2 separate regions of the Homo sapiens genome follow, and region 2 is linked to region 1. A link is an interaction called in ENCODE POLR2A ChIA-PET data of the cell type or tissue named here. Cell type or tissue: PC-9. All regions are shown on one strand. Links, peaks and the distances in the headings refer to the core of each region. The heading gives the core; the rest is flanking DNA. Region 1 has its middle 40 kb from the start of BPTF. Region 2 overlaps PITPNC1 (phosphatidylinositol transfer protein cytoplasmic 1).

Evidence for each region. ChIA-PET counts read pairs that join two places held together with the same protein. Peaks named below come from ENCODE experiments on the same cell type or tissue, not always from the same donor. Only the 100,000 strongest peaks of a DNase experiment are listed, where the experiment ranks them.
Region 2: POLR2A ChIA-PET joins it to region 1 with 28 read pairs; 2 of 35 experiments call an interaction of 5 or more read pairs at or near these places.

What each region holds. Positions count from the first base shown.
Region 1 is chr17:67,777,045-67,793,007 of GRCh38, reverse strand. It overlaps the pseudogene RPSAP67 and the pseudogene RPL17P41. Among named protein-coding and RNA genes, the nearest start is that of BPTF, 40 kb to the left of the region's middle. RefSeq lists an enhancer at 8,381-8,675 and a silencer at 8,381-8,675. In PC-9, for the core only: no CTCF peak of the experiment used is centred there; a DNase peak (open chromatin) is centred at 9,447.
Region 2 is chr17:67,589,214-67,605,176 of GRCh38, reverse strand. The region is part of intron 5 of PITPNC1 (phosphatidylinositol transfer protein cytoplasmic 1); the gene reads right to left. Among named protein-coding and RNA genes, the nearest start is that of NOL11, 120 kb to the left of the region's middle. RefSeq lists an enhancer at 1,787-2,296 and a silencer at 5,511-5,739. In PC-9, for the core only: no CTCF peak of the experiment used is centred there; no DNase peak of the experiment used is centred there.

The DNA of each region.
Region 1 (15,963 bases), core at 5,135-13,134:
GGGGTGGGCATGGTGGCTCACACCTGTAATCCTAGCACTTTGGGAGGCCGAGGTTGGTGGATCACCTGAGGTCAGGAGTTCAAGACCAGCCTGGCCAACATGATGAAACCCCATCTCTACTAAAAATACAAAAAATTAGCTGGGCGTGGTGGCGGACGCCTGTAATCCCAGCTACTCGGGAGCCTGTGGCAGGAGAATCACTTGAACCTGGGAGGCAGAGGTTGCAGTGAGCCGAGATCACGCCACTGCACTCCAGCCTGGGCAACAAGAGAGAAACTGCGTCTCAAAAAAAAAAAAAAAAAAAAAGACCCTTTTGTAAGTGATGATACCAGCCCTTTAGTCTATCCCTAAAGAACTGAGAGGCCTGGGAATTTAACCATGTCAATGTAGTCTTTTTTTTTTTTTTTTTTTTGAGGCAGAGTCTCACTCTGTCACCCAGACTGGAGTGCAACGGTGTGATCTCAGCTCACTACAACCTCCGCCTCCTGGGCTCAAGCGATTCTTCTGCCTCAGCCTCTCAAGTAGCTGGGATTACAAGCACGCACCACCATGCCCGGCTAATTTTTTGTATTTTTAGTACAGATGGGGTTTCACCATGTTGGCAAGGTTCGTTTCAAACTCCTGACCTCAGGTGATCCACCTGCCTTGGCCTCCCAAAGTGCTGGAATTACAGGCGCGAGCCACCACAACCAGCAGTCAATGCAGCCTTTTTTACATTATTAGCTGAAGAAAAATGGATGCCCTTTAAATTTTTTTTTAAGACTAGGAAACAGGCTGGGCGTGGTGGCTCACACCTGTAATCCCCACACTTTGGGAGGCCGAGGCAGGTGGATCACTTGAGGTCAGGAGTGTGAAACCAACCTGGCCAATATGGTGAAACCCTGTATCTACTAAAAATACAGAATTAGCCAGGTGTGGTGGTGCACACCTGTAGTCCCAGGTACTTGAGAGGCTGATGTAGGAGAATATCTTGAGCCCGGGAGGCAGAGTTTGCTGTGAGCTGAGATCGCACCACTGCACTCCAGTCTGGGTGACAAAGCGAAACTCTGTCTCAAAAAAAAAAAAAAGATTAGGAAACAAAAAGAAGTTAGAAGGAGCATGGCCAGGCTTGGTGGCTCACGCCTGTAATCCCAGCACTTTGGGAGGCTGGGGCGGGAGGATCACGAGGTCAGGAGATCGAGACCATCCTCGCTAACACAGTGAAACCCCGTCTCTACTAAAAATACAAAAAAATTAGCCGGGCGTGGTGGTGGGCACCTGTAGTCCCAGCTACTGGGGAGGCTGAGGCAGGAGAATGGCCTGAACCCGGGAGGCAGAGCTTGCAGTGAGCCAAAATCATGCCACTGCACTCCAGCCTGGGCGACAGAGCGAGACTCCATCTCAAAAAAAAAAAAAAAAAAAAAAGAAGTCAGAAGGAGCCAAATCAGGACTGTAAGTTGCATTCTAGGCCAGGCGCAGTGGCTCATGCCTGTAATCCCAACACTATGGGAGGCCGAGGCGGGCGGATCACCTGAGGTAAGGAGTTCAGGACCAGCCTGGCCAACATGGTGAAACTCCGTTTCTACTGAAAATACAAAAAAAAAAAAAAAAAAAAAAAAAAAAATTAGCTGGGCGTGGTGGCAGGTGCCTGTAATCCCAGCTACTCGGGAGGCTGAGGTAGGAGAACCACTTGAACCTGGGAGACGGAGATTGCAGTGAGCCGAGATCGCACCACTGCACTCCAGCCTGGGTGACAAAGTGAGACTCCATCTCAAAAAAAAAATAAAACAATAAAAAAGGTGCATTCCTAATGATTTCTCATTGAAATTCTTGTAAAATTGCCTTTGTCTGATGAGAGAAATGAGCAGAAGCATTGCTGTGGTGGAGAAGAACTCTCCAGTAAAACTTTGCTGGCATTTTTCTGCAGAAGCTTCGACTAACTTCCTTAAAACACTCTCCTAATAAGCAGATGTTATTGTTCTTTGGCTCTCCAGAAAGTCAACAGCAAAATGTCTTGAGCATCAAAAACTGTTGCCAAAAAAGCAATCCCATCATCCAAAAGTGGGCTAAGGACATGAATAGACAATTCTGAAAAGAAGATATACAGCCAGGCGCGGTGGCTCACGCCTGTAATCCCAGCACTTTGGGAGGCCGAGGTGGGTGGATCACAAGGTCAGGGGTTCAAGACCAGCCTGACCAACATGGTGAAATCCCGTCTCTACTAAAAATACAAAAATTAGCTAGGCGTGGTGGCGGGCGCCTCTAATCCCAGCTACTCAGGAGGCTGAGGCAGGAGAATTGCTTGAACCCGGGAGGCGGAGGTTGCAGTGAATGGAGATCGTACCATTACACTTCAGCCTGGGCGACAGAGCGAGACTCTGTCTCAAACAAAAAAAAAAAAAAAAGAAGAAGAAGATATACAAATGGCCAACGAACATATGAAAAAATGCTCAACATCACTAATGATCAGGGGAATGCAAATCAAAACCAGAATGTGATACCACCTTACTCCTCAAGAATGGCCATAATCAAAAAATTTAAAAATAATAGATGTTGGCATGGATGCAGTGAAAAGGGAACACTTCTACACTGCTGGTGGGAATGTAAGCTAGTACAACTGCTATGGAAAACAGTGTGGCAATTCTTTAAAGAACTAAAAGTAGATCTACCATTTGATTCCACAATCCCACTACTGGGTATCTACCCAGAGGAAAATAAGTCGTTATATGAAAAAGATGCTTGCACACGCATGTTTATAGCAGCATAATTCACAACTGCAAAAATGTGGAACCAGCCCAAATATCCATCAGTCAACAAGTGGATAAAGAAACTGTGGTGTTGGCCAGGCATGGTGGCTCACACCTGTAATCCCAGCACTTTGGGAGGCTGAGGTGGGTGGATCACCTGAGGTCAGGAGTTTGAAACCAGCCTGACCAACATGGTGAAACCCCATCTCAACTAACAATACAAAAATTAGCCAGGCCTGGTGTCACGCACCTGTAATCCCAGCTACTTAGGAGCCTGAAATAGGAGAATCACTTGAACCTGGGAGGCAGAGGTTGCAGTGCGCCGAGATCGTGCCATCGCACTCCAGCCTGGGCAATGAGAGTGAAATTCCATCCCCCCTTCTCCCAAAAAAATTAGTCAGGTGTGGTGGTGCACGCCTGTAGCCCCAGCTACTTGGGAGGCTGAGGTGGGAGGATTACTTGAGCGGAGGAGGTCAAGGCTGCAGTGAGATGTGATCATGCCACTGTACTCCAGCCTGGGCAACAGAGTAAGGCCCTATTTAAAAAAAAAAAAAAGTGTTTTTTTTAGCAGAATTCATGTTGCTCTGACAGGGGCTCTTTTCAAACAATGTCTTATCCTTAGTGCCTCAAACCAGATCTTGATGTGAAAGGTTATGACAAATTAGTATGCGTTTATTTTGGTACAAAAAATGTTTGAAATCCATGCATAGTATTTTCATTCATTATGTGCGTTTTTAGTGAATTTTTTGAAGACTCTTCATATCTACCACAAGAATTTTTAAATGAGGATTAAAGGAGCTAATGTACGTAGAGGCTGGGTGTGGTGAGTAACATCTGTAATCCCGGAGCTTCGGGAGGCCAAGGCGGGCAGATCATTTGAGGTCAGGAGTTCAAGACTGGCCCGGCCAACATGGTGAAACCCCATCTCTACTAAAAATATAAAAATTAGGCCAGGCATGGTAGCAGGCACCTGTAATCCCAGCAACTTGGGTGGCTGAGGCATGAGAATTGCTTGAACCTGGGAGGCGGAGGTTACAGTAAGCCAAGATCATGCCATTGTACTACAGCCTGGGGTAACAGAGCAAGACTCTGTCTCAAAAAAATAATAATAAAAATAAAAAGTTTTTTAAAAAAGGGGGAATAAAAGAGGCTACTGCAATTTTCCAAGTGAAAAATAGTGGCCAGCATCGTGGGCCTGGAGGCTAGCAGTGGAAGCAGCAAAATGGAGTCAGATTCTGGATATTTTGAAGATAGAGATGATGGAATTTGCAGGCGGACAAAATGCAGAGCATGTGCAAAAGAGTCATTAAGGATGACTCCAGAGTTTTAGCCTGAGCAACTGGAAGGAGAATTGTCATTAGCTGATGCAGGGAAGACTAAGGGAGGAACAAGTTGGGGAAGATCAGAGTTTAATTGTAGACTTGTTAGGCTTGAGACACCTAGTAGATATTCAGGACAGGTGCAGTGGCTCATGCCTGTAATCCCAGCACTTTGGCAGACTGAGGTGAAAAAAATCACTGGATCCCAGGAGTTAAAAAGCAGCCTGGGCAATAAGGTGAGACCCCCCATCTCTACCAAAAAAATACAAAAATTATCCAGGCATAGTGGTACATGTTTGTAATCCCACCTACTCAAGAGGCTGAGGTGGGAGGTGGAGGTTGAGCCCAGGAGGCAGAGGTTGCAGTGAGCTGTAATTGCACCACTGTACTCCAGCCTGAGTGACAGAGCCAGACCTTATCTCAAAAAAAAAAAAAAAAAAAAAAAAAAAAAAAAGATGTTCAAGAGGGCAGCTGGGTATACAAACCTGGAATCCAGTGGGGATGATATGATCCAGGTTGGAAAATTAAGTTTGAGAGTTACCACCTAGATAATATTTAAACCCAAGAAACTGCATGAGATCACAAGCAAGTGACTATAGATGGAGGAGAGGTTCGAGGACCACACCCCAGCACTCTTCAACATTCACTGTTTGGGAGATGAAGAGAAACCAGCCAAAGAAACTGACAATGAGGGGCCAGCAAGGTAGGAGGAAAACTAGCAAGAAATAGAATTGGAGGAGCCAAATGAAGAAAATAGGTGGAGAAAATGATCGACCATGTCAAATACCACCAACAGTTCAAGACAAGTAAAGACTGAGACGACCATTGGATCAGCAACATGAAAGTCCTTGGCAACTGGAACAAGGGCAGTTTCAGAAGAGTGGTGGGAACACAAAGCCTAATTACAGGGGGTTTAGGAGAGAATGAGGGAGACAAATTGAAAGAGGGAGTATTGACAATTCTCTCAAGGGATTTTGTTCTCAAGAGGAGCAGAGATTGAGAGTACAAGGTGGAGGGTCCCATGAGTTCAGGAGTAACAGACCAGCCTGGGAAACATAGTGAGACCCTATCTCTATAATTTTTTTTTTTTTTTTTAGATGGAGTCTCACTCTGTTGCCCAGGCTGGAGTGCAGTGGCGCAATCTGGGCTCACTGCAACCTCCGCCTCGTGCCTCAGCCTCCCAAGTAGCTGAGATTACAGTTGTGTCCCACCATGCCTGGCTGATTTTTATACTTTTAGTAAAGGTGGGGTTTCACCATGTTGGCCAGCCTGTTCTCGAACTCCTGAACTCAAGAGATCTGCCCGCCTTGGGCTCCCAAAGTGCTGGGATTACAGGGATGAGTGCCCAGCCTACTTTTTTTTTTTAAATTACCCAAGCATGCGGTGGCATGCACTTGTAGTCCCACCTATTTGGGAGGCTGAAGTGGGAGGATCACTTAAACTGAGGACATGGAGATTGTAGCAAGCTATGATCACACCACTGCACTCCAGCCTGGGTGACAGAGCAAGAACCCCTCTCACAAAATAAATAAATAAATAAATAAAAATAAAAGCAGAGAAATGGGGGCAGAAATAGGAGGGGCTTGTGGGATGGATCAAGAGAGAGGTTTTAACATAGGAAAAATAACACCATGTTTATATACTGACCCAGTAGTGAGATAAAGCATTCTTGTTAAAGTTTCTAATAAAGTTGTTTTTCACTATCCCTTATTCCTACTATTGTAAATTGCTTTACAGGAAATATTTTTAAAATTTGAAGGTTCTATTGGCCCCAGATGATCAACAGTGATGACTTTTTCTGGCATACTAAGGGTAAAATAATTTAAACAGTACACAAAGGTATAAAATAAAACTAACAATGGCTTATGTATCCCTCCAGAAACTTTCCTGTCATATATCAACAAATGTGTTTATGTATATATACCATTTTCTTTTAATTTGCGCAAAAGCAATTGTACTTTTTATATATAGAATAGTATCTGTCCTATATATAAAGCCTCTGAATAGAAAGAACTTCACATGAAGAAAGCTACTGCCACTTTAAGAAAGGTGTGAAAACGGCAGGCATGGTGGCTCACATTTGTAATCCCAGCACTTTGGGAGGCTGAGGCAGGTGAATCATGAGGTCAGGAGTTCGAGACCAGCCTGGCCAACATGGCGAAACCCCGTCTCTACTAAAAATACAAAAAAATTAGCTGGGCATAGTGGCAGGCACCTGTAATCCCAGCTACTCGGGAGACTGAGGCAGGAGAATCGCTTGAAACCAGCAGGTGGAGGTTGCAGTGAGCTGAGATCGCGCCACTGCACTCTAGCCCTGGCGACAGACACTCTGTCTCAGAAAAACAATTAATTAATCAATCAATTAAAAAGGATGAAAACAATGTGGCCCTATATTATTTCAAGAATTAAGGTCTCAATCACACACCAGTCTTCCAAGTCAGTATTGTTTTAGAATGGCTATGTTATTCCTCTTTTGAGAAACATTTCTTCTCTCTCTTTTTTATTGAGACAGAGTCTTGATCTGTTGCCCAGGCTGGAGTGCAGTGGGGCCATCTTGGCTCACTGCAACCTCTGCCTCCCCGGGTCCAAGCGATTCTCATGCCTCAGTCTCCTGAGTAGCTGAGATTACAGGCATGCGCCACCACGCCCAGCTAATTTTTGGATTTTTAGTAGAGACAGGGTTTCACCATGTTGGCCAGGCTGGTCTCAAACTCCTGGCCTCACATGATCTGCCCATCTTGGCCTCTCAAAGTGCTGATATTACAGGCGTGAGTCTCTGCACCCAGCCAAGAAACATTTATTTTTATTGAATGGCTCTTATATGTCTGTTTTGAGAGCCCCTAGCTAAACTGGGGTTTCAGTACCAGAGCAGCTAGCAGCCCTGCCCTAATGGGAAATGAAGGGAGCTGGGCATAGGTGTCTACAGTGCGTCTCTCATGGGGTACTTCTTTAACGTGGTGGAAGGTCTAATGCTTAGCTGCCCAACCTGTGCCCAGGGGCTCCTTCACATGGGAAATGTGTTTATCCTGGCAGACGCTCCCATGGCTGTTGTCTGGTCTGTGTTCAGTTTATGATTGTCTAACCATCGCTTTGATGCTGAGAGCCCAGCCTTGTGTTCTTCCCAGTGTCCCTGGAAAACCTAGGTAGCCCCTGGTTCTTCAGATGAAAGGCACCCATTCAATCCACCACAGTAGGAAATATGATCAAAGGTTTATTACTTACAGATCCTGGGCAGGGAAGGCGCCATGAGTCAGGAGTATCATCCTCCATCCTCAGGTCAGGCAAGGCAGAAATTAAGAGGCAGAGAGTGAGAGAAGCAACTAGTGGTACGTATAAGAGAATAGTGTGGAGTCCTGATAAGTAAGCGAAATGAGGACAGGGTCTCAGGTGGGGGAGAAAAACGAACACTTGTTCTGAGAAAGTGCTAATCACAAACTTGTGGGCACAATGACCTGTTTGGCATGTAGCGCCAGGATTACAACCTTGTTCTGCATGTAGCCCCCCTCCTGCAAGACCCTATAAAACCTCCCCCTAGCCCCTGCCCCTTGGCTGACAGCCCCTTCTCTACTGTGCTGCCCATCGCACCCTTGCAACATATTTTCACGCTTTCTCTAATAAATCTGCCTTTTTTTTTTTTAACTTTTAATTGCATTTATTTTAATGCTGAATGTAGTCCTGTGTCATCAGTTTTTGTTTCTTCAGTTTCTTCTGGGATATCTTTTTCTTCTGGGCAACCTCGTCTTCTGGTTTAGGAACAATCTGTTCCTTTTCAGTAAGGATAATCTCAGTGTGGCAGGGAGAGCTCATGCATGGGTTAATCCAACCATGAGCTCTGTAGGTCCAGCAGCCCTTCTTAGGTGCTTTGTTCACTTGGATATGCTCAATGACCAGAGAATCTATATCTAAACCCTTAAATTCTGCATTTTTAAGCATGTGCAGCAAAAAGTCAGCACTCTTTTTGGGCCACCGACCTTGTGCCCAGCCCCAATGCTTGGCCTGGGCACCCCTGCCAACTCCACCATTGTAACATTGGAATGGTACGCACTGTTTCTGTAAAGTGACATCTTTCAGATACTTTGTGGCTTTTTGTATATGCATACGCTTGATGGCCTGCAGTTTCATGAGTGTTCTTAAAGTGAACACGAAGATTTGAACCTCTTGATTTGCGTGATTTTGTGGGGTTCTCTAGGTCAAATGAATAGCGAACCATTTTCACAGATTACCTCAGGCCGCTTAGGGAAAGAGGAAGAGTGGTTAAATCTGCCTTTCTTTACCTACAGCTGTCTTGGTAAAATCGTTTACCACCTGCAACAAATAGGGTGTCACTTAAAGTTGAACTTAAAGCCCCTTTAAGTTTGTGGGCAAATGCCTGAGTAGTCTGTTTAAAGGAAGTGATGGGAAACCAGGGGGCCCAGTCTGCTAGGCGGGAGAGATGCCTTTAAGTTCTTATCTCTGGCCACCAGCTTGAGCCATTTGGGCGTGGTGTTTCACTTCTAATTCCCAGGCAACAACCTTTACTGTGTTGTTCTGGTTACATGTCAAAAGTGAAGCTAGTTCCTAAATGTTTCCTGGTTGGTTTGGTTTTTATTTAGTATTGTCAATGAATCGTTTTCTCCTCACTGACTTTTCCAGTGTATGTATCCATATATATTTTATGTATCTATATATATATCTATATATCTTTTACATGTAGATATATATACTGGAATATATATATAATATATACTGCTAAGTGTGTGTGTGTGTATACTTTGACTAGTGTAGTGAAAATGTGTATATATATACTGTTACTAGTATATATACATATATATGCTATATATACACATATATACATATATATGCTATATATACACATATATACATATACATATAGTAGTAAAATATATATATAGGCCAGGTGCAGTGGCTCATGCCTGTAATCCCAGCACTTTGGGAGGCCGAGGGGGGTGGATTACGAGGTCGAGTTGGAGACCAGCCTGGCCAACATGGAGAAACCCCATCTCTACTAAAAGTACAAAATTAGCCAGATGCAGTGGTGCATGCCTGTAATCCCAGCTACTTGGGAGGCCAAGGCAGGAGAATCACTTGAACCTGGGAGGCAGAGGTTGCAGCGAGCCGAGATCACGCCATTGCACTCCAGCCTGGGCAACAAGAGCGAATTTCCAACTCAAAAAAAAAAAATTAGCCAGGTATGGTGTCATGCATCTGTATCCCAGCTACTCAGGAGGCTGAGGCAGGAGAGTTGCTTGAACCCAGGAGGCAGAGGTTGTAGTCAGCTGAGATCACGCCACTGCACTCCAGCATGGGTGATAGAGCGAGACTCCGCCTCAAAAAAAAAAAAAAAAAAAAAGCCTCAGCTTCCCAAAGTGCTGGGGTTATAGGCATGAGTCACCATGCTCAGTCTAGTTTGTATTAATTCAGTTGACTCTTACAACCTGAAATCTTGCTAATCCCATGGCAAACTCAAGTTATTTTTAGCTTGATTTTCCAGAATATAAATATATTGACTGCCAAAAGTGATATATGTACTTTTTTCCTCCCAATTCTTACATATCTTACTTTTCCTTCATGGAGAGTTATCACAAGCATTTCAAATATAGTTAAGTACTAAATTAAAGTGAGTTAAGTGGGCTGGACATGGTGGCTCACGCCTGTAATCCCAGCACTTTGGGAGGCCAATGAGAATGGATCACTTAAGACCAGCTTGGCCAACATGGTGAAACCTGGTATCTACCAAAAATAATAAAAAAAATTAGCCGGGCATGGTGGGGTGTACCTGTAATCCCAGCTATCTGGAAGTCTGAGGCAGGAGAATTGCTCGAACCTAGGAGGTGGAGGTTGCAGTGAGCCGAGATCACGCCACTGCACTCCAGCCTGGATGACAGAGGGACAGTCACAGAAACAGATAAATAAGTAAAATAAAGTGAGTTAGATATGTGAAATTAATTAAACTACGTTAAATTGTGTTAGGGCATCTTGGTTGATACTCGACAAAATTATATATATATTTTTATATATATATATTTATAGATAGATAGATTTGGAAATCCAAAATTACAAATAAAAGCTAAGTGAAAAAATCTTGGCCGGGCATGATGGCTCATGCCTTTAATCCCAGCACTTTGGGAGGTCGAGGCAGGCGGATCACGAGGTCAGGAGATCAAGACCATCCTGGCCAACATGGTGAAACCCCGTCTCTACTAAAAATACAAAAATTAGCTGGGCATGGTGGAGCATGCCTGTAATCCCAGCTACTTGGGAAGCTGAGGCAGGAGAATTGCTTGAATCACAGAGCTGGAGGTTGCAGTGAGCTGAGATCGCGCCACTGCATTCCAGCCTGGAGACAGAGCAAGACTCTGTCTAAAAACAAAAAAAAGAAAGAAAAAAAAGAAAAGTAAAATCTTTTGTCCATACGACCTTTCCCTTTTTTTAAAGGCAAACAGTTTCTTGGACTTCCTTTCAGAAAAACAAATAATTATATGTGAGAGATGTATCTGTTCACAAGCTCTTAATTATACATCTTTATTTATTTACTTTGAGCCAAGGTCTCACTCTGTTGCCAAGGTTGGAGTGCAGAGGTGCAATGACAGCTCACTGGCAGCCTCAATCTCCCAGGCTCAGCCTATCCTTCAACTTCAGCCTTCCAAGTAGCTGGGACTATAGGTGTATACCACCACCATGCCCAGCTAATTTTCTGTATTTTTTTTGTAGAGATGGGGGGCGTCTCACTGTGTTGCCCAGGCTGGTCTCGAACTCCTGGCCTCAAGTGATCACCCTCTTCATCCTCCCCAAGTGCTAGGATTATGGGTGTAAGCCCCTGGGAAATAATGCATCCTAAGGGAAGACGGCTTCAGGCAGACAAATTTGGCACAATAATAAGCCCCAGGTGATGGAGTATAGGGGTGGTGCCTGTCCCTCTTACCAGTCTAGTTTCTTTTTCTTTTTTTTTTTTTTTGAGACGGAGTCTGGCTCTGTCGCCCAGGCTGGAGTGCAGTGGCGTGATCGCGACTCACTGCAAGCTCCGCCTACCGGGTTCACGCCGTTCTCCTGCCTCAGCCTCCCGAGTAGCTGGAACCACAGGCGCCCGCCGCCACGCCCGGCTAAGTTTTTGTATTTTTAGTAGAGATGGAGTTTCACCGTGTTAGCCAGGATGGTCTCGATTTCCGGACCTCGTGATCCACCGGCCTCAGCCTCCCAAAGTGCTGGGATTACAGGCGTGAGCCACCGCGCCCAGCCGTTTCATTTTCTTTTCTTTTTTTTTTGAGATGGAGTCTTGCTTTGTTACCCAGGCTGGAGTGCAGTAGCACGATCTCGGCTCACTGCAACCTCTGCCTCCCGGGTTCAAGTAATTATCCTGCCTCAGCCTCCTGAATAGCTGGGATTACAGGCGCTGGCCACCATGGCTGGCTAATTTTTGTATTTTTAGTAGAGACAGGGTTTCACCATGTTGGCAGGCTAGTCTCGAACTCCTGACCTGAAGTGATCCACCCACCTTGGCCTCCCAAAGTGCTGGGATTACAGGTGTGAGCCACCATGCCTGGCCTACTGGTCTAGTTTCTAACCCAGCCATCTGGAACACAATGTCCCTGGCCTGAGCTGTCTCAGTCCCTAGGCTAAATATGAATAAAATCTAGAAAGCTTTCTTCTTTTTACATATATAACGTTTTTTAGAGACAGGTCTCACTCTGTTGCCCAGGCTGCAGTATAGTGGTATGATCGGAGCTCACTGCAGCCTCCACCTTCTGGTGTCAAGTGATCCTCCTGCCTTAGCCCCCTAAATAGCTGGGACTACAGGCTTGCACCACCCCACCTCACTAATGTTTGAATTTTTTTATAGAAACAGGGTCTTGATATGTTGCCCAGGCTGGTCTCAAACTCCTGGCATAAGCAATCCTCCTGCCTTGGCCTCCCAAAGTGCTGGGATTATAGGCGTGAGCCACTGCATTTGACTAGAGCTGTTTTCAATTTGAACTTTATAAGATATAGGCCCAGAAGCAATGATTTTCCCTTTCACTTTGTCCATGTGGAAAAGGATGTTGGTAAAGTCGGGAGAGTGGCCTTGCTTCCTGCTTCTATGAGAACACACCAGGGAAGATAGCATGGCTTCAGCCCATTGAGTTTGCCTGAGAATGGAGTGCTGCTTTGGCCTTCTGTTCATCAACATGGGTAGTGCCCAGTGCCCTCTGCCATGTTGGCGATGCTATAGTACCTCATTATTCAGTCAAAACTAATCTAGGTGTTGCTAGAAGTTTGTTTTTTTTTTTTTTTTTTTTTTTTTTTTTTGAGACAGAGTCTCACTCTGTCGCCCAGGCTGGAGTACAGTGGTGTGATCACTGCAACCTCTGCCTCCTGGGTTCAAGTGATTCTCCTGCCTCAGTCTCCCGAGTAGCTGAGACTACAGGTGCATGCCACCACATCCAGCTAATTTTTTATTTTTAGTAGAGACGGTGTTTCACTATGTTGGCCAGGCTGGTCTCGAACTCCTGACCTCAGGTGATCCACCCACCTCCCAAAGTGCTGGGATTACAGGCGTGAGCCACTGTGTCTGGCCTAGAAGGTATTTTGTAGATGTGATTAGCATCTACTATCAATTGAGTTTAAGTAAAGGAAATTATCCTCAATAATCTGGGTGGAGGCAGGGCGAGGTGGGTCACACCTATAATCCCAGCACTTTGGGAGGCCAAGGCAGGAGGATCGCTTGAGCCCAGGAGTTTGAGACCAACTTGGGCAACATGGCACACTCCCATCTCTACCAAAAAAAAATACAAAAATTAGCCGGGTGTGGTGGTGTGTGCCTGTAGTCCCAGCTACTTGGGAGGCTGAGGTGGGAGAATCACTTGAGCCTGGGAGGCAGAGGTTGAAGTGAGCTGAGATGGCGCCACTGCACTCCAGCCTGGGTGACAGAGTGAGACCCTGTGCTACTCCCTTTCCCCCAAAAATAATAATCTGGATGGACCTCATTCAGCCAGTAGAAAAGTCTTCAGAACTGAGGTTTCCCTGACGAAGAAGAAATTTGTGAATTGTAGCATCAATTCTTTAAAATTTTTAAATGTAATTAAATAAATATAAATAAAGGCCAGGTGTGGTGGCTCACACCTATAATCCCAACACTTTGGGAGGCTGAGGCAGGCAGATTGCTTGAGCTCAGGAGTTCGAGACCAACCTGGGCAACATGACAAAACCCCATCTCTACAAAAAATACAAAGAATTAGCCAGCTATGGTGGCATGTGCCTGTGGTCCCAGCACTTGGGAGGCTGAGGCAGGATAATTGCTTGAACCGGGGAGGCAGAGGTTGCAGTGAGCTAAGATCACACCTCTGTACTCCAGCCTGGGCGACAGAATGAGAATCTGTCTGGAAAAAAGAAAAAAGCAAACAAAAAACACCAAGACATTTGAAGTCCAAAATCAGACTAGCAAATGCATCAAGAATATCTGTACGCAGAGTGAGCACATGGAGTCCTAGGGAAGGCAAATCAGAGGCCAGAACTCCAAGGTCAAATCCAGGTTAACCAGAACACTCTGGTTTAACTTGGCAGCAGCACAGATGGACGTCATCATGGTCTGGGACAGGACACCAGCAAGTCTCGACTGCATCACCTTCCCTGATGTTCCTGTGGGGTTGTCTCCCTGTATCTGGCCGAGTCCCTGGCCCTGGCCCTGACAAATGGGTTGTGATGAGGAGGATCAGGGGTTGGAGGCACCGCTCTAGCCCAGGGGGCCGCTCCCATTATTGCCGCCCCCATCACCCGGCCCCTCTCCACTAGGGCAGAGTGGAGTGCGCCGGCTCAGGCAGCAGGGGGCGCTAATGGCTCTTCCGGAGAGGGAAAGGTGGCAAAGTCACAGAAAAGCATTTATTTTATTTTATTTTTTTTGAGACGGAGTCTCGCTCTGTCGCCCAGGCTGGAGTGCAGTGGCGGGATCTCGGCTCACTGCAGGCTCCGCCTCCCGGGTTCACGCCATTCTCCTGCCTCAGCCTCCCAAGTAGCTGGGACTACAGGCGCCCGCCACTACGCCCGGCTAATTTTTTGTATTTTTAGTAGAGACGGGGTTTCACCGTTTTAGCTGGGATGGTCCCGATCTCCTGACCTCGTGATCTGCCCGCCTCGGTCTCCCAAAGTGCTGGGATTACAGGCGTGAGCCACCGCACCCGGCCCCCCCTTTTTTTTTTTTTTTTTAAGACAGAGTCTCACTCTGCTGCCCAGGCTGGAGTATAGTAGCGCCATCTTGGCTCACTGCAACCTCTGCCTCCTGGGTTCAAGCATTTCTCCTGCCTCAGCCTCCCAAGTAGCTGGGATTACAGGTGTGCCCCACCACACCCGGCTATTTTTGTATTTTGTTTTTTTTTGGAGACGGAGTTTTGCTCTTGTTGCCCAGGCTGGAGTGCAATGGTGCAATCTCGGCTCACCGCAACCTCTGCCTTCCGGGTTCAAGCGATTCTCCTGCCTCAGCCTCCTGGGTAGCTGGGATTACAGGCATGTGCCACTACGCTCAGCTAATTTTGTATTTTTAGTAGAGATGGGATTTCTCCATGTTGGTCAGGCTGGTCTCGAACTCCCGACCTCAGGTGATCCACCCGCTTCGGCCTTCCAAAGTGCTGGGATTACAGGCATGAGCCACCGCACCCGGCCACTTTTGTATTTTTAGTAGAGATGGGGTTTCGCCATGTTGGCCAGGCTGGTCTTGAACTCCAGACCTCAAGTGATCCACCTCCCTTGACCTCCCAAAGTGCTGGGATTATAGGCATGAGCCACTGCACCCAGCCTCAGCTAAGAATTTTGTTTCACAGTCTAATGCGTAAAGAATCCTAGCAAATAGGCCTTTAGTAAAGTGTTGTGGTTTCTTTATGGTTTTGAAAGCCAGTGTAACATTACAGCAAATTTAATTTTGGATGAAGAAAACATCTCATCCTAACCCAACCACCTTAGTACAATGGTTGCACAATCACTCTTTTTTTTTTTTTTTTTTTGAGATGGAGTTCCACCCTCATTGCCCAGGCTGGAGTGCAATGGTGCAATCTCAGCTCACTGCAATCTCCACCTCTCAGGTTCAAGTGATTCTCCTGCCTCAGCCTCCCGAGTAGCTGGGATTACAGGGGCCCACCACCACACCCAGCTAATTTTTGTATTTTTAGTAGAGATGGGTTTTCACCATGTTGGCCAGGCTGGTCTCGAACTCCTGACCTTAGGTGATCCTCCCGCCTCGGCCTCCCAAAGTGCTGGGATTACAGGCATGAGGCACCATGCCCAGTCTCTTATTATTTCCTTATTTAGATATTGAACATCTACTATGTACCAGTCACTGAATATACATCACTGTGCACAGTGTTTTTTTGTTTTTGGTTTTTTTTTTTTTGGTAGAGATGGGGTCTCACTATTTTGCCCAGGCTGGTCTTGAACTCCTGGTTTTAAGTGATCCTCCTGCCTCAGCCTCCCAAAGTGCTGGGATTTCAGGCCTGAGCCACCACACCCAGCCCTGCACAATGTTCTTAGTTAAAATATTTGTCTATTATATGCTCTTCTTGAAAGAGCAGACTCACAACTGACTCATAAACATTTTTTCAGCTTTCTACACTATTTAGAGAGGGGTCCCTACAGCATTGTCCTGAGTTCTTTTGTCACATAAAGGGAAATTTTTACAATGTCTGGTACTCTTGATATCCTGCAAATGAAGAAGAAAGATATTGTCAAATTCCTTGTGGAAGAAACCCACTTAGGTGGCACCAATCTTGACTTCCAAATGGAACAGGACATCTCCAAAAGGAAAAGTGATGGCATCTACCTTATAAATCTGAAGGGGGCTGGGCGAGGTGGCTGACGCCTGTAATCCCAGCACTTTGGGAGGCTGAGGCAGGAGTATAGCTTGAGCCCAGGAGTTTGAGACCAACCTGGGTGACATGGCAAGACTCCATCTCTACAAA
Region 2 (15,963 bases), core at 3,866-11,865, 190 kb after region 1:
GCTCTCGGTTCAGCTTTGCTCCTGCCAAGGAGCCCCTGGGTTTATCATTAGCCTTGTTTTATTTTATTTTATTGTTTTGTTTTATTTTATTTTATTTTGAGACAGAATCTCACCCTGTTGCCCTGGCTGGAGTGCAATGGCGCGATTTCGGCTCACTGCAACCTCTGCTTCCCGGTTTCAAACGATTCTCCTGCCTCAGCCTCCTGAGTAACTGGGACTACAGGCGCATCCCAACGCACCCAGCTAATTTTTTATTTTTAGTAGAGATGGGGCTTCATGATGTTGGCCAGGCTGGTCTCAAACTCCTGGCCTCAGGTGATCCGTCCGCCTCAGCCTCCCAAAGTGCTGGGATTACAGATGTGAGCCATGCCCAGTCATATTTTAATTTTTTTTGGAGAGGGAGTCTCACTCTGTTGTCCAGGCTGGAGTGCAGTGGCAAGTTCTCAGCACACTGCAACCTCCGCCTCCTGGGTTCAAGTGATTCTTGTGCCTCAGCTTCCCAAGTAGCTGGGACTACAGGTACATGCTTTCACGCCTGGCTAATTTTTGTATTTTCAGTAAAAATGGGGTTTCACCATGTTGGCAAGGCTGGTCTCGAACTCCTGACCTCAAGCTATCCACCCGCCTGGGCCTCCCAAAGTGTTGGGATTACAGGCGTGAGTGACCGTGCCTGGCCTAGGACTGTTTTATTTTTAACTTATTTCTTTTGCTTTTGGGTCTTTGAGGCCAATCTCTCTGGTGTTCCTACGCAGATCCTCTTTCTCTGAGAATCTGCTTTCATAAGAAACAACCCCTCCTTCATATGTCACCAGCATCCTGCTATTAGCCTACCAGCCTCCCCTTCTAATCCAGGGGAAGCTGACTTGACCCAGAATTGAGGCAACCCAGCTCTGCCTTCCATCCATGTCTGAAGATGTGTAAAAACTAGACACATGGCTGGAAAGCCATTTTCCCTCACTATTCCAGTTGATAAACACCCATTATATGGCATTACATCTGAGAAAATTCCTAGTAATAAAAGTTTTTGAAAAAAATCAGGTAAGGGATGTTATTACCACGATAATTCCTTTCAGAATATTTGCCTCCCTGTAAAACTTGGAAGGAGAAAAATATTCCTTTGACAATGCTTCTTTAAGATGGGAGTGACTTATTTCCCTTTCCTCACTGTGAAAATTTAAACTTTCAACCAGACTTTAGAGCAGCTGACTCCATGTACAGTTTTTTTTTTTTTTTTAAATCTATGAGACAGAGTCTCGTTCTGTTGCCCAGGTTGGAGCAGTGGCACCATCTTGGATCTTGGCTTACTGCAGCCTCTGCCTCCCTGGTTCAAGTGATTCTCCTGCCTCAGCCTCCCAAGCAGCTGGGATTACAAGCATGCACCACCAAGCCCAGCTAATTTTTGTATTTTTAGTAGAGACAGGGTTTCACCTTGTTGGCCAGGCTGGTCTCAAACTCCTGACCTCAAATGATTCGTCCGCCTCAGCCTCCCAAAGTGTTGGGATTACAGGTGTGAGCCACCGCGCCTGGCTCTACCTACAGTCTTATTTCATTTTTAGAGCCAAAGACAGCAGATTAGTTACATGAGAGCACGTGCTCCAAGGCTAAACTAACCTAGAATTGAGTCCTAGATCTGACACTTGCTAGCTGTGAGGCTGTGCAGACCGCTGGCTCTCACTAAGCCTCAGTGTCAGTTGTAAAATGGGGATATTAATATCTGTGAAGATTTCATGAGACTGTGGCTATCTAAAGACAGGTTGGCAAGATGCTGGGCTCATGTAAATATTCCTGCCAATATCCGTCTGACCATCACCATTATTATGAGTCAATATCCACATGGCTGCCATCATGATTACTTCTTACTCTTGAAGATGTTACTTCCTAGCCGGGGCCTGCTAGTCTAATCTATACCCTCTTTGCCTTGCTTTTGATGAGAAAAGGGGCACAGGCGAGCCTGCTTGCTCCAGCTGTACTTTGCAAAAAGGCCATTAGATGGGGCCCTGCCATAATCACTCAAGTCAGCAAGTGGCTCTGACTTTGAAACCTGGGGAAAAGGTGTGAGAAGACAATTGAATCCTGTGAGTACTGCTCAGATTGATCAAATGAACCCACTGGCTCTGGTGTAAGAGGTGACCCAGGGGCCTGGTGTGGTAGCTCATGCTTGTAATCCCAGCACTACGGGAGGGTGAGGCAAGAGGATCACTTGAGCCCAGGAGTTGGAGACCAGCCTGGGAAACATGGCAAAACCCCATCTCTACAAAAAAAAAATATCAAAATTAGCTGGGCATGGTGGTATGCACCTGTAGTTCCAGCTACTTGGGAGACTGAGGTAGGAGGATCACCTGAGTCCAGGAGGTCGAGGTTGCAGTGAACCAAGGTTGTACCACTGCACTCTAACCTGGGCGACAGAGCAAGATCCATCCCCCCAACCACCAAAAAAAAATTCCCAAGGTTAGTGGTCACTTGTAGAATGAGTGGCACTTTTCCAGGGCCCTCCTCCTCCAGGCCCCTGCTTTCTAGCCACACGCCTCATTGGTGATTGATGATGACTGCTGTTATTTACAGACCACCTGACCCCTGGCTTCATGAACTCTCTGGACCATGCCCAGGATTCCACTTTACCCTACTTTATATCCACATCTTTATGATTTCAGTGTCCACATGGGCAGCCCATCAACACTATAGGCCCAGCCTCCTCATTCCTTTTCCTTTCCTTCTCCTCCAACGACCTTCACCTCCATTCCACCTCTAACCACTTCCCTTCAAGCTCCACTGGGGTCTTGAATCTCCTGGAATTATTCCACTTCTGAAATCTGAAAGCTCTAGTTACTTTTGCTCCAACCCCAACCTGTATTCTCTTACTCTCACTCCCAGGACACTTTCTCCTTGACCTCACCAAGCTCTCCAATTCCCAAGAGTCTTCACTGGACTCCAAAGCTCATTTTGACCTTCACTTGCTCAATTTTTCCATACTTTGCTGAACCTACCCTGAAGACAAATCCTGAATCAATTCAACCATTTCCTGTGCTCCTACACGCAGGCTGCAAAGCACAGCTGGGAAAACGCCACAATTATGTAGGCTGATGGTACCACTCATTCAACATTTCCCAAATCACCACACTGCCAAGACTTTCAAGCAATCCTTTGACGCTTCTCATCCATTTCCCATAAAGGTTATCTTTGACCTTTATTACCCTCCTTCAGCCCCCTCTTTCCTGACCCCTTCCTTTACAGGAGATGACCTTTCTTCCCATATTACTGGAAACTAGAGACCTTCTGCGTGTGCTCGTCACTCTCTGCCCCTTCTCCCCCTCCTTGCCTGCCCTGCTTTTCCTTCTATTTCAGAGGTTCACGAAGACCATTCACTTTCTGGCTTCCCGGGGGCAGGCTCTTCCTCTTATTTTCTTTCCCTCCTTTTTCTTTTTGAGACAGGGTCTTGCTCTGTCACCCAGACTAGAGTGCAGTGGCGCAATCATGGCTCACTGCAGCCTCAACCTCTTGGGCTCAAGTGATCCTCCCACCTCAGCCTCCCAAGTAGCTGGGACTATAGGCACGCACCACCATGCTTGCCAAATTTTTTAATTTTTTTTTTGTAGAGATGGGGTCTCACTATGTTGTCCAGGCTGGTCTTGAGTTCCTGGGATAAAGTGATCCTCCTTCTCCAGCCTCCCACAGTGCTGAGATTACAGGGATGAGCCACGGGGTGCCCAGCTGCTCTTCCTCTTGTAACTCCAAACTCACTGGCCTACCAGCTCCTTCCTCAGTATTTCACAGTTAAGTTAATGTATAACATTGTATCATTTGATAGGCCCACATTTGTTTCTTGTGTTCTATGCCTTGCCCTGGGTTTTAGAATCTCTCCTTTCATTGTCTTCATTGACCAGCTGTTGCTAATGAGAAGTCCACTATTAGGATGAGGATTGTCCCTTTGTACGTGATCTGTCTTTCCTCTAGAGGAGCTCTTAAAAAAAAATCTTTGATAATCTGCAGTTTCATGACAATGTGTCCAGGTATAGATTTATTTTTAATCCCTTTAGGATTTAGAGAAGTATTAGAGGGTATCCAGGCTGCTTGGGGTGAAATCCCACCACCCAGTTGTGTGACCTTGGGCAAACTACACACATTCTCTCTTTTCCAGTTTACTCACATGTAAATTACTCTTATCCAAGGGATATTAGAGGATTAATGAGTTAATACATAGAAAGCATATAGAAGAGGGTCTGGAACATAAGGGCTAAATAAGTGTTTACCATTATTGTTATTACTCAAATATACGTTGATGTAAGGATTTATGTCTCTCTTCAATTCTAGAAAATTCTCAGCCTTTATTGTTTCAAATATTGCTTTTCTGTTATTTCCTCCATTGTATGGTTGGTGCAAAAGTAATTGCATTAAAACTAATGGCAAAAATCGCAATTACTTTTGCACCAACCTAATATTTTTCTGCTCCTATGAGTTAGCTATATGGCAATTCTCATTCTTTCTCCCTAATTTAACTATGTATTTAAAAAATTCTTTGTATTTCTGTGCTATGAAATGGGTTGTATTTCTCAATACTATTAATATCTTCCAATTCACTAATTATCTCTTCAGTTGTATCTAGCCTAGTTTATCTGATCCACTTAGATTTCATTTCAATGATTCAGTCCCTGAATTTCAAACTGGTTCTTTTTCAAATCCTCTGTTCTTGTTTCTTTTTTGGTTCCTAATTTCTCATTCTTTTAAAATGAACATTATTCCTTTACTTTTCCCTCTGAGCAGCCCGAATATACTATTTTAATCAGGTCTGTCTACAAAGTTATTTTCTTCGGCAGTAGATTTACATTCTGACTGTTGATACCTTGGCTGTCTTCATTAATGTTAGATTTGCGGGGTCGTTTTTGAGTGGGAGGCTTTGTTGTTATTGTCACTGTTGCTGCTTTTTTTTCTCCACCTCCACTCCCTGACTCCTCACACCAATCTCTAGGTTTTACAGTTGCCTTCTAAGAGCAGAACTACTACTGTAAGCCATGGCCCAGGCATCAGACACAGGGGATTCTTTTCAGGTTCCTTTCACCTGAAAGAATGAAAAGAGGGTGGGGAGGCCTACCTCCAGCCTCTTTTTTCAAACAGTGACCCTGGCTCTGGTGGCCCAGCTTGCATTGAGTACTTTTAGTCCTATTGCCATAAAAGACCTACATCAATACCTGCCTGACCCCAAGACCCAGATTCCAGTCAATCCAGGCTACCCTCATCCTTCCGAGTTTTTGATCCACGAGTCCAGCAATATCACTTTGGCTTTCTCTCTTTGTATTTTATCTGTCACTGCTATGCGTTTGGAACAGAGGAGATACACCCGAACATGAACTTCTTTTCCACAGAGATGGGAAATCTTGCAAAGGCTTCTCCCTTCCACTCTAAGTCCCCTTCTGATCCAATTCTTTTCCTTCCTTCTACAGCCAAGCATCAAAGGATACTACAAGCTGGCTTCTAACTCCACCATGTCTCTCGTTTTCATAAAGGTCACCAGTGACCTTATTGCTCATTCTCACAGGACCTTTTAAATTCTGTGTTCACGGAACTCTGTTGCTGTTACTGGTGACAATTTCTTCCTTGGTGTTCTCACTTTCCTGGGCCTTTGTGACTCCCAGGCATCCCGATTCTCCTAACTCTCAGAGTGCTCCTTTCTCATCCATCTCTATGAGATGCTCTTCCATTTCCCTCCCATTAAACGTCAATATTCCCCCAGGTTCCATCCTTGCCCTTCTTTTCATTTTATCCCTCATGTATCCTTTGGGTAATATCCTCTGTTCTCATGCTTTCAAAACTACGTTTATGACTTCCAAATCTGTATCTCTAGGTCTCGGCTTTGGATTTATATACCAAATTCCCTACCGGTTATTTCACTAAGTTTTCCGTGACTACTTCAAACTCAACTGGACAAAAACTGAATTCATCAACCTCACGTGTCTCAGTCTGTTTGGGCTGCTATTAAAAAATGCCATAAACTGGGTAGTGTGTGAACAAAAGAAATTTATTTCTTAGCCAGGCACAGTGGCTCTTGCCTGTAATCCCAGCACTCTGGGAGGCCAAGGTGGATGGATCACCTGAAGTCAGGAGTTCAAGACCAGCCTGGCCAACATGGTAAAAAAAAAAAAAAAAAAAATATATATATATATATATATATATATATATATATGTATTTCTTATAGTTTTGGGGGCTGAGAAGTCCAAGATCGAGGCAGATTTGGCATCAGGTGAGGACCCACTTCCTGGATCATAGATAGCACCTTCTTTCTGTTTTTTTGAGATGGAGTTTCACTCTTGTCACCCAGGCTGGAGTGCAATGGCGTGATCTCGGCTCACTGCAACCTCCACCTCTCAGGTTCAAGCAATTCTCCTGCCTCAGCTTCCCAAGTAGCTGGGATTACAGGTGCCCACCACCATGCCCAGCTAATTTTTTTGTATTTTTTTGTAGAGACGGGGTTTCACCATGTTGGCCAGGCTGGTCATGAACTCCTGACCTCAGATGATCTGCCTGCCTTGGCCTCCCAAAGTGCTAGGATTACAGGTATAAGCCACCATGCCTGGGCAGATAGCAACTTCTAGTTGTGTCCTCACATGGTAGAAGGGACAAGGGGTCTATCTGGGGCCCTTAAAACCTAAGGGGTCTCTCTGGGGCCCTTAAGACCTAAGCACCTTCAAAGGCCTCACCTCCTAATGCCATCACCTTGCGGTGATTAGGATTTTAACATAGGAATTTGGGGGTGAGGGGCACCATGGCATCTCCTAAACCACTTAAAAAAAATTCCTCGCCTTAGTTGGTAGCACGAACACCCATTCGTTACAAAAACCTGAATTATCTCAGACCACTGAGCTAATTGCTCCATCCTAACTAGGCACCAATCTCTCTCTGTCTTCCTAATTCTCTCCTCTATATTTCTTTTCTTTTCTTTTCTTTTTTTGAGACGGAGTCTCACTCTGGAGTGCTGGAGATCACTCTCAGGCTGGAGTGCAGTGGCGTGATCTTGGCTCACTGCAACCTCCGACTCCCTGGTTCAAGCGATTCTCCTGCCTCAGCCTCCCAAGTAGCTGGAATTACGGGCACGCACCACTACTCCCAGCTAATTTTTGTATTTTTAGTAGAGACGGGGTTTCACCACGTTGGCCAGGATGGTCTTGATCTCCTGACCTCGTGATCCGCCTGCCTCGGCCTCCCAAAGTGCTGGGATTACAGGCATGAGCCACCGCACCCAGCGTCTCCTCTCTATTTCTACTGTCACTGCTTTAAATCTCGGGCTGCATTCTCTATCATCTGATCTACTGCAAAAATCTCCTGTGTTCTCTACCAGTCTCTCCCTGCATCACGATCTTGCCTGTCTACCCATTCTCACCCTCTAGCATGTGTTCTCCATAGAGCCTACCCCACTGCCTTGCAATGAGAGTACCTGTCCCTTCCACCAGCCTAACAACCCCTGGTGCCGAATAGATGTTTAACAAATGTTTCTTGTACGATGAATTAAGGCACCATTAAAAGCATCCTATCTTTTAAATGTAAAATAAAGGACTTCTCAAATTTCCACTAGGAACTTAACACAAAGGGATTGAGGAAGATAACTGTTTTTTTCTTTCCTTTTTTTGTTGAGATGGAGTCTCAATCACTCTGTCGCCTAGGCTGGAGTACAGCAGCATGATCTCAGCTCACTGCAACCTCCACCTCCCGTATTCAAGTGATTCTCCTGCCTCAGCCTCCTGAGTAGCTGTGATTACAGGTGTGTGCCACCGCGCCTGGCTAATTTTTGTATTTTTAGTGGAGATGGGGTTTTGCCATGTTGGCCAGGCTGGTCTCGAATTCCTGACTTCAAGTAAGATACCCACTTTGGCCTCCCAAAGTGCGGGGATTACAGGCGTGAGCCACCATGCTCAGCCTGAGGAAGATAATTGATATTTACTGAACATCTATGATATGTCAGGAACTATGATAAATGGCTTATATAAATTATTTGGGGCCAGGCATGGTGGCTCATGCCTATAATCCCAGCAGTTTGGGAGGCCAAGGTGGGGGCATCACTTGAGCCCAGGGGTTCAAGATCAGCCTGGGTAATATAGGAAGACTTCATCTCTACAAAAAATTAAAAAATTAGGCGAGCATGGTGGCAAGTGCCTATAGTCCCAGTTACTTGGGAGGCTGAGGTGAGAAGATCACTTGAGCCCAGGAGGTGGAGGTTGCAGTGAGCTGAAATTGTGCCACTGCTCTACGGCCTGGGTGATAGAGGAAGACTCTGTCTCAAAAAGAAAAAAAAAAATTGGTTCAGAACACTATCATTTTAAAAACAAACCCAAGGGAGTATAGAAAAGCAAGGGGGAAGAGCCTTTAAACCATAAGAATTTACTCGGCCTCTAGGGAATTAAGGAACACCCAAGGGAACAATCAGTCTTGAAATCAGATGACTTTACATTTTTATCAGTTTAGAATAAAGGTTAGGAACAACATGAGCAAATCGAGTCTGATCTTCCATCTCTCAAGCCAGGCGTGGTGGCTCACACCTGTAATCCCAGCTACTCAGGAGGCCGAGGCAGGAGAATCGATTGAACCTAGGAGGCAGAGGTTGCAGTGAGCCGAGATCGGGCCACTGCACTCCAGCCTGGACGACAGAGCGAGACTCTATCTCAAAAGAAAAACAATAACAACAAAAATACAAAACAACAACAACAACAAAGAAATAGGGAACAGTATGCAGTTACGTAAACTCTTAGCCAAAGCAGAATGTTGTTACCCGTGAGTACCAAGGATCACTTTTTTTTTAAAGCAATACTTTTTTTTCTATCTTAAACTGTTACCAAAAGCCCCCAATAAAGACATACCACGTGTACAACTAGTGTATCTGGTTTAACATTATCTATTCCAAGAGACCCAGATGGTTCCAAGCAAATATAGCTGGGTGCTGAAAACAAAGCTTCACCCATAGATCGAAATTAAGTTACTAGAAAATTCAGTCTTTCCAGTGTCCTTCATTCCCGAGGACGTTCCTTAATATGTTTCATATTTCATTTCAATAATTTACTCTAGTTTTGACATCCCAACCAAGGTGATGTTGAGTTCATAACAAACCCAATCTCATGATAGATTTCTGAACCTTTGTAGGAATGATAATAAAATGTTTCAGCACCAAATGGTCAATTATTTGGTTTTACCCCTGAGTATCTCTTCCATGATGGCATTTTGCTGATGCTTTTCAACATCTATTTATTATCATCTGATCGGCATAGCTAAAGATAATTAAAATTACTCTAGATAATGGTTTGCATAGTCCAAAGGTATTTATGACCATGTCTTTACAGGACTGGGAACAAGATGAAACATTTTCAGATGAAGCTCCATGAAGTTTATATTTAACAAATTTATGTACCAAATGGCCATAAAAATCTGATGGAATATAAACAGGCCTTCAATAGGTATTAGTGGAGAAATAGGATTTAAATGTGATTTAATAGCTTAATATTATTCATAGAGAATCGCCATCAGTCTCAGAAGATCAAGTGCAGAATTTGGTGGGCAACAGCTGACACACTGCATGGTTAAAAAGCAGAGCCCTGTGTACAAGTAGGGGAGCAGATGGAAGCAATGATTTCAGCGCATCAAAAGGCAGAAATTGCTTTGAAATCATGTCCATTGGAAATCATTAACTTCTTTTCTGTAAGCTCAGCTCCTATTATCCCCTTGCCCCACATTAAAAAAAAAAAAAAACTAAAATACTAGCTGAGACTTTGTCCTTGAAGGTGTATCAGATAGATGGCATCCAGGGATTTTTAGTAAGAAATCCATTTTATAAAGATGATGGCTCTGGATGTCCAAGGGGAAGAAGATTCAATGGTTCCCTTTTCAGAGTTCTATCAAGTCATTTGCATTATTAGGAAGCCAGCCAGTGCCCTGGAAAAAGTTAACAAACAACCTTCCAGGCCTGAACAACTGAATAGCTTATTATTCAATGACTTGACTTTGGCAGAATTCAGTTCAGTGTTCACATTTGATATGCAAACACTATTCAGTACTGAAATGCACTCATGATGTACATCTCAATATCCTATGCAAAAGGAGATATCATGCTGAATTAATTCATTGATTCTAAGATGCCACCAACTATACCACCGAAAAAGAAAAAATGCTGCCACTTGTAATTGTAACATGCCATCAACTCTAATATGCGTTTCATTTGTAAAGTTGTTAAAACATGAAAAACAATGGCCGTGTTAAAACATGCTGAATGTCTAAAATGTGTACAAAGCTCTATTCTGTGCACTTTTCAGGCTTAACACATTTAATCCTCACAAGTACCCTATGAGTGGGAACTATCATGATACTCATTTGACAGGGGCACACGGAAGTGAAGTAACATGACTTAACTAGCTGCTAAGGAGTTGACTTGGGATTCAAAGACACCTGGTTTGACTCTAGTGCCTACAGTCTTCATCCTGTCTCCATTCTGCCACGGTTCTGTTGATGATTAACTGGGAACAACAGCATAGATGGCTCTCACCTCTTGGAACAGAGCTGTGCCAAGCAGGATCCCTTACAGATGAGTAAAACCCAAGGAAGGACTGTGTCTGAAACCAGAATCCCCAACCTCCAAGCAGGAGGCCACAAGGCAGAGGGTCTGCTGCTTGCACCAGTAACCACTCCTTTCTCCACTTTGAAAAAGTGAACTCAAAAGTCCCTGGAGACGTGACTTATCAACTCATGTCTGAGGATGCCTCTGGGTGGTGAAAAAGGAATAGGGACTGCAGACTTCAGAAACGTGAGAACTTGGACTCCCCAAGTTACACTGACTTCCCCATTTGTGGATCTCCAAGAGTCCACTCTGAAGTGGTTCCCATGAGGTATAACTGAAGTGAAAGAGAAAAGAGAACTATGGTTTATGAAGCATTTGACATGCAGCATCTCACTGCATCCTCTCAATTCTCTCTGAAGTGGGTGCCATTTTCCCCTTTACACAGCTGGGGAAGTTCAGAACAGCGAAGTCCCGTTATCACTTGGCTGCAGAGCCCTGCTTTGGACCCTATTTGGTCGAAGGCTGGTGATTTCTCTGATTCTAGTACAGAATCCTACTAACTGGGCCTGACCAGCTGCTAGCTTTTGGCAGATTCCTCAAGTGTTCTCCACCAAAATGCTCCACGACCCAAGATTGCTGTCCATCCTCTGTCATGAGCAATCCACCCACCAAGGCACCATCCACTGGACTCAACAAACATAAACACAAAGCTCTAGGTAAATAAACAGCAAAGCTGTGCCTTATTTTTTTTAAGTGACGTACACTGTATTCCCACAGTAATTATGAGGGGGAAAAGGAGCCAAACATTTGGGAAACAACTGCAGAGCCAGTGACTGAGGCTAACAGTGGATCACAAAGAATTAAAGAGGTTTGAGTTTCATGGAACAGAAGACTCAGATGAATATTTTCTTTTTCAAAACTCAAAAGATCAATATCAAGAATATAAAAAATCATATAAAAAACATGGCTCACGCCTGTAATCTCAGCACTTTAGAAGGTCAAGGAGGGCAGATTGCTTGAGCCCAGGAGTTTGAGACCAGCCTGGCCAACACGGTGAAACCTCGTCTCTACTAAAAATGTAAAAATTAGCATAGTGTGGTGGCATGCACCTATAATCCCAGCTACTTGGGAGGCTGAGGCAGGAGAGTCGCTTGAACCCTGGAGGCAGAGGTTCAGTGAGCCAAGATCACACCACTGCACTCCAGCCTGGGTGACAAAGGGTGACTCCATCTAAAAAAGAAAACAAAACAAAAAATCAAAAAGCCAAAAAACAGCCACTACCCACCAGTCAAACATATGTAATTATTTTGTCATATTTGATTCCGATTCTGTCCCTACTTAAAAAAAAAAAAAAGAGAAAATTTCACACTTATAGTTGAAATCCCTTCCTCTTCCACACCTGGCTGACAGCTATCATAAATTTATTGTGAACTTAGTCCACATTTTAAAATAAACTTTGTATTTTATGTAACATATAAATGCATCTGCATCCATAAATAAGATATTCTTAAATGATTTTAATGGTTTCCATGGTCAGGTTTGTAAACACTTTTGGAATTTATTTTTGAATATGGAGTGAGGTAGGGATCCATTCTTTTCTTTCTTTTTTTCTTGAGACAGGGTCTTTCTCTGTTGCCCAGATGGAAGTGTAGTAGCGCCATCATGACTCACTGCAGTTTTGACCTCCCAGGCTCAAGTGATCCTCCTGCCTCAGTCTCACAAGTAGCTGGAGCTACAGGCCTACATCACCATGCCTGGCTAATTATTTTTATTGTTTGCAGAGATGGGGTCTAGCTATGTTGCCCAGGCTGGCCTTGAACTCCTGGACTCAAGTGATCCTCTTGCCTTGGCCTCCCAAAGTGCTGGGATTACAGGCATGAGCCACTGTGTCCAGCCTATTATTTTAGTTTTCCCTATGAAATGTCAACTCACTTAATGTCATTTACTGAGAAAGTTATCTTTCCTTCCCACTGATTGGAGACACATTATCTATTATGTATCAAATTCACATGATCAGCTTACGTTTATTTCTATCTTTGTGCAAATACCACATTCTTTCATATGATTTTGTTATCAGATATGATGAACTTCGCCTCCTTGTTCTTTGTTCAAAATTTGTCTCAGCTATCTTTTGACTTTTATTTTTCCATCTGATTTTACAATTTATGACAATCCTGTTGAGATGTTGATTGGAATTACATTTAATTTGGAGACTGATTTAGGAAATCACTTATTTCTTTACAGTATTTAGTCTTTTGCTCCATGCACATGGAGTATTTATAATTTGTTCAGGTCTTTGTTAGGTCCTTTGATAATAATTTCGTCTAGAAAAGTTAGATTTGTTCTTGGGTACCTTAATGTTATGTTGCTATTGATGATGGGATTAATATTTTCTAATTATTACTCATATATGGAATATCATTGATATTTGTAAGTTGATCTGATAGCCAGTAACCCTTCTGAACATAATCATTTTGCTATCATTTTAACTATTTAGTATTCTATTTAAGATAATTTGTAAATTCTCTTAGGTTTTCAGTTTAGACACACTGTCTGCCTATAACAAAATTCTTTTATCTTTAGTTACATTCCTTATACCATTTTTTGCTCTTTCAATTTTAATTTTAAAAAATCATTGCGCTGGGTGTGGTGACTCACTCCTATAATGCCAGCACTTTGGGAGGCTGGGGTGGGAGGATCATTCGAGCCCAGGAGTTCAAGACCAGCATGGGCAACACAGCGAGATGCCCATCTCTACAAAAAAAAAAAAAAAATTAGCTGGGCATGGTGATGTGCTCCTGTAGTCCCAGCTACTAAGAAGGCTGAGGTGGGAGGATTGCTTCAGCCCAGGAGGTTGAGGCTGCAGTACGCCGTGATGGTGCCACTGCACTCCAGCCTGGGTGACACAGCAAGACCCTGTCTCCCAAAAAAATTTTTAAATCAATAAATAATTGTGACTTTAAATCTTAATATAATGTCAAACATGTCAAAAAATTGCAAGAATATAAAAAAAATCAAGAAATATCAGAAAATCCCTGAACACCCTTTACCCAGATTCTCCAGCCGTTAACATTTGCTTCTTTTGCTTTGTCTTTCACATTTGAGAAAACATTGCAGATATGTCCCTTGACCTCTAGATATTTCAGGGTGAATTTCCTAAGAATAAAGACAGTCTCTCACCTGATTACAAAACAACGATCAAAATTAGGAAGTTTAACATTGATATAATACTATTATCTAATCCTCAGTCCCTACTTAAATTTTGCCGATTACCCAGTAATATCCTTTGGGCTCTTTTTCTCCAGTTTAGGTTCCAGTCCAGGATCATACTGCATTTAGTAGTCTCATCTCTTTAGTCTTCTTTAATCTAAAATAATTCATCAGCCTTTCTTTGTCTTTCATGACCTCAACAATTTTGGAGAGTACAGGCCAGCTATTTTATAGAATCCCATCAATCTGAGTTTGTGTAAAGTTTCCTTATGATTAGATTTAGCTTATGGGTTTTTTGTTTGTTTGTTTGTTTGTTTGTTTTTGACAAGAACACTAAAGAGGTGATGCGTCTTTTTCAGCACATCATATCATTTCTGATGCTAGTTTGTTCCAGGATTGATAACGTTACAGACATTTGGTTAAGGTGGTATACACCAGGTATGTCTATTGTAAAATTCTTTCTTTCTTTCTTTCTTTTTTTTTTTTTGAGACAGAGTTTCGCTCTTGTTGCCCAGGCTGGAGTGCAATGGCACATTCTTGGCTCAGTGCAACCTCCATCTCCCAGGTTCAAGTGATTCTCCTGCCTCAGCCTCCCCAGTAGCTGGGATTACAGGTGCCCACCACCACGCCCGGCTAATCTTTTTGTATTTTTAGTAGAGATGGGGTTTCACCGTGGTCTCCAACTCCTGACCTCAGGTGATCCACCCACCTCGGCCTGCTAAAGTGCTGGGATTACAGGTGTGAGCCACTGTGCCTGGCTGTCTATTGTAAAATTATTTCTATTTCCATTTTCCATTAGTAAGTCACTTGCAGAGAAATACTCTTAGTCCATGTAAATATCCTGTTCCTCATCAAACTTTTCACATACTAGTTTTAGCATTCAATGATGTTTACTACTAAATCAATTACTATTATGATAGTTGCAAATGGTGATTTTCTTCTACAGGTAGGCCCTAGGGTTGTGTATTTGCTCAAACTTAAATTACACAAAAAATAGTTTCAGTAGTATTAGCCCATACTACAGTAAGAAACAAACTTATTACTTAGAATTCAGTATTTGTTTACAATTCTTATTGTCTTCCGACTGAGGATACATAGTCAGAGTGCTGTGTAATTGAGAATTCCTTGGGAAAGGTCTTTTTCTCTCCTTTTCAGTGTGGCTATTTTATTTCTTTTAAAATACAGTTAGGTTCATTTATTTCGTTTTAATTCTATTTTAGTATCTTCCACCCCACCAACCCCCTGCCTAATCCCTGTTGATTTGGTTTCATTATTTTTGAGTGGGGAAAACATTAACATGATTTCAAAAGTTGAATGATTCAAAAAGGTATACTCCCAGAGGTAGTGCTTCTCTCACCATCTCTACCCCGTTTCCACACACCCCCACTGTAGGTAGCCAATCTCATTATTTTCTGGTTTGTCCTCTCTGCATGTCTTTTTTTTCCTGTTCTTCCTTTCCTTTCCTTTCCTTTTGAGACAGAGTCTCACTCTGTCACCCAGGCTGGAGTGCAGTGGTATGATCTCAGCTCACTGCAACCTCCACCTCCTGGGTTCAAGAGATTCTCCTGCTTCAGCCTCCCGAGTAGCTGGGATTACAGGCATGTGCCATGACGTCTGGCTATTTTTTATATTTTTAGTAGAGATGGGGTTTCACCATGTTGGCCAGGCTGGTCTCGAACTCCTGAACTCAGATGATCCACCTACTTTGGCTTCCCAAAGTACTGAGATTATAGGTGTGAGCTAACACACCCAGCATTGGTGGTGATATATCCTGTACCCAATACTTGTTTTGCTCAACGGTCTTAGCATCCATTGATGGCTTTTTTTTTTTTTTTTGAGTCAATTATTACTACAGTGGTTACAAAGTGGACATTCAGACCTTGATACTTGGTATTGCCTCTCTAGCTCCAAACTCCAGTTTCCCAACATGATTCAGCACCAGGTCTTTGCTGACAATGCTTTTGACCAGTTTGGTTAACTGTCTCCCTCACCCTTGATACTAGCACATCAGAGGAGGCAGGTCTTTTTGAATTTATCACAGCACCTGTGAATCAGGCCTAGCCAGAAAGCAGACACTACTTTAAGCTGTCTTCTACTAATGATTATCCGCGGTAAGTTCTAGCTTCTTTGAATGCAGAGGTAAGCTGTGTTGTCACTATACCTCTGAGAATCAGAAAGCCAGCCCTTGTGTGCTGGATATTCTTTTTGCTCATGTGTTTTTTACATG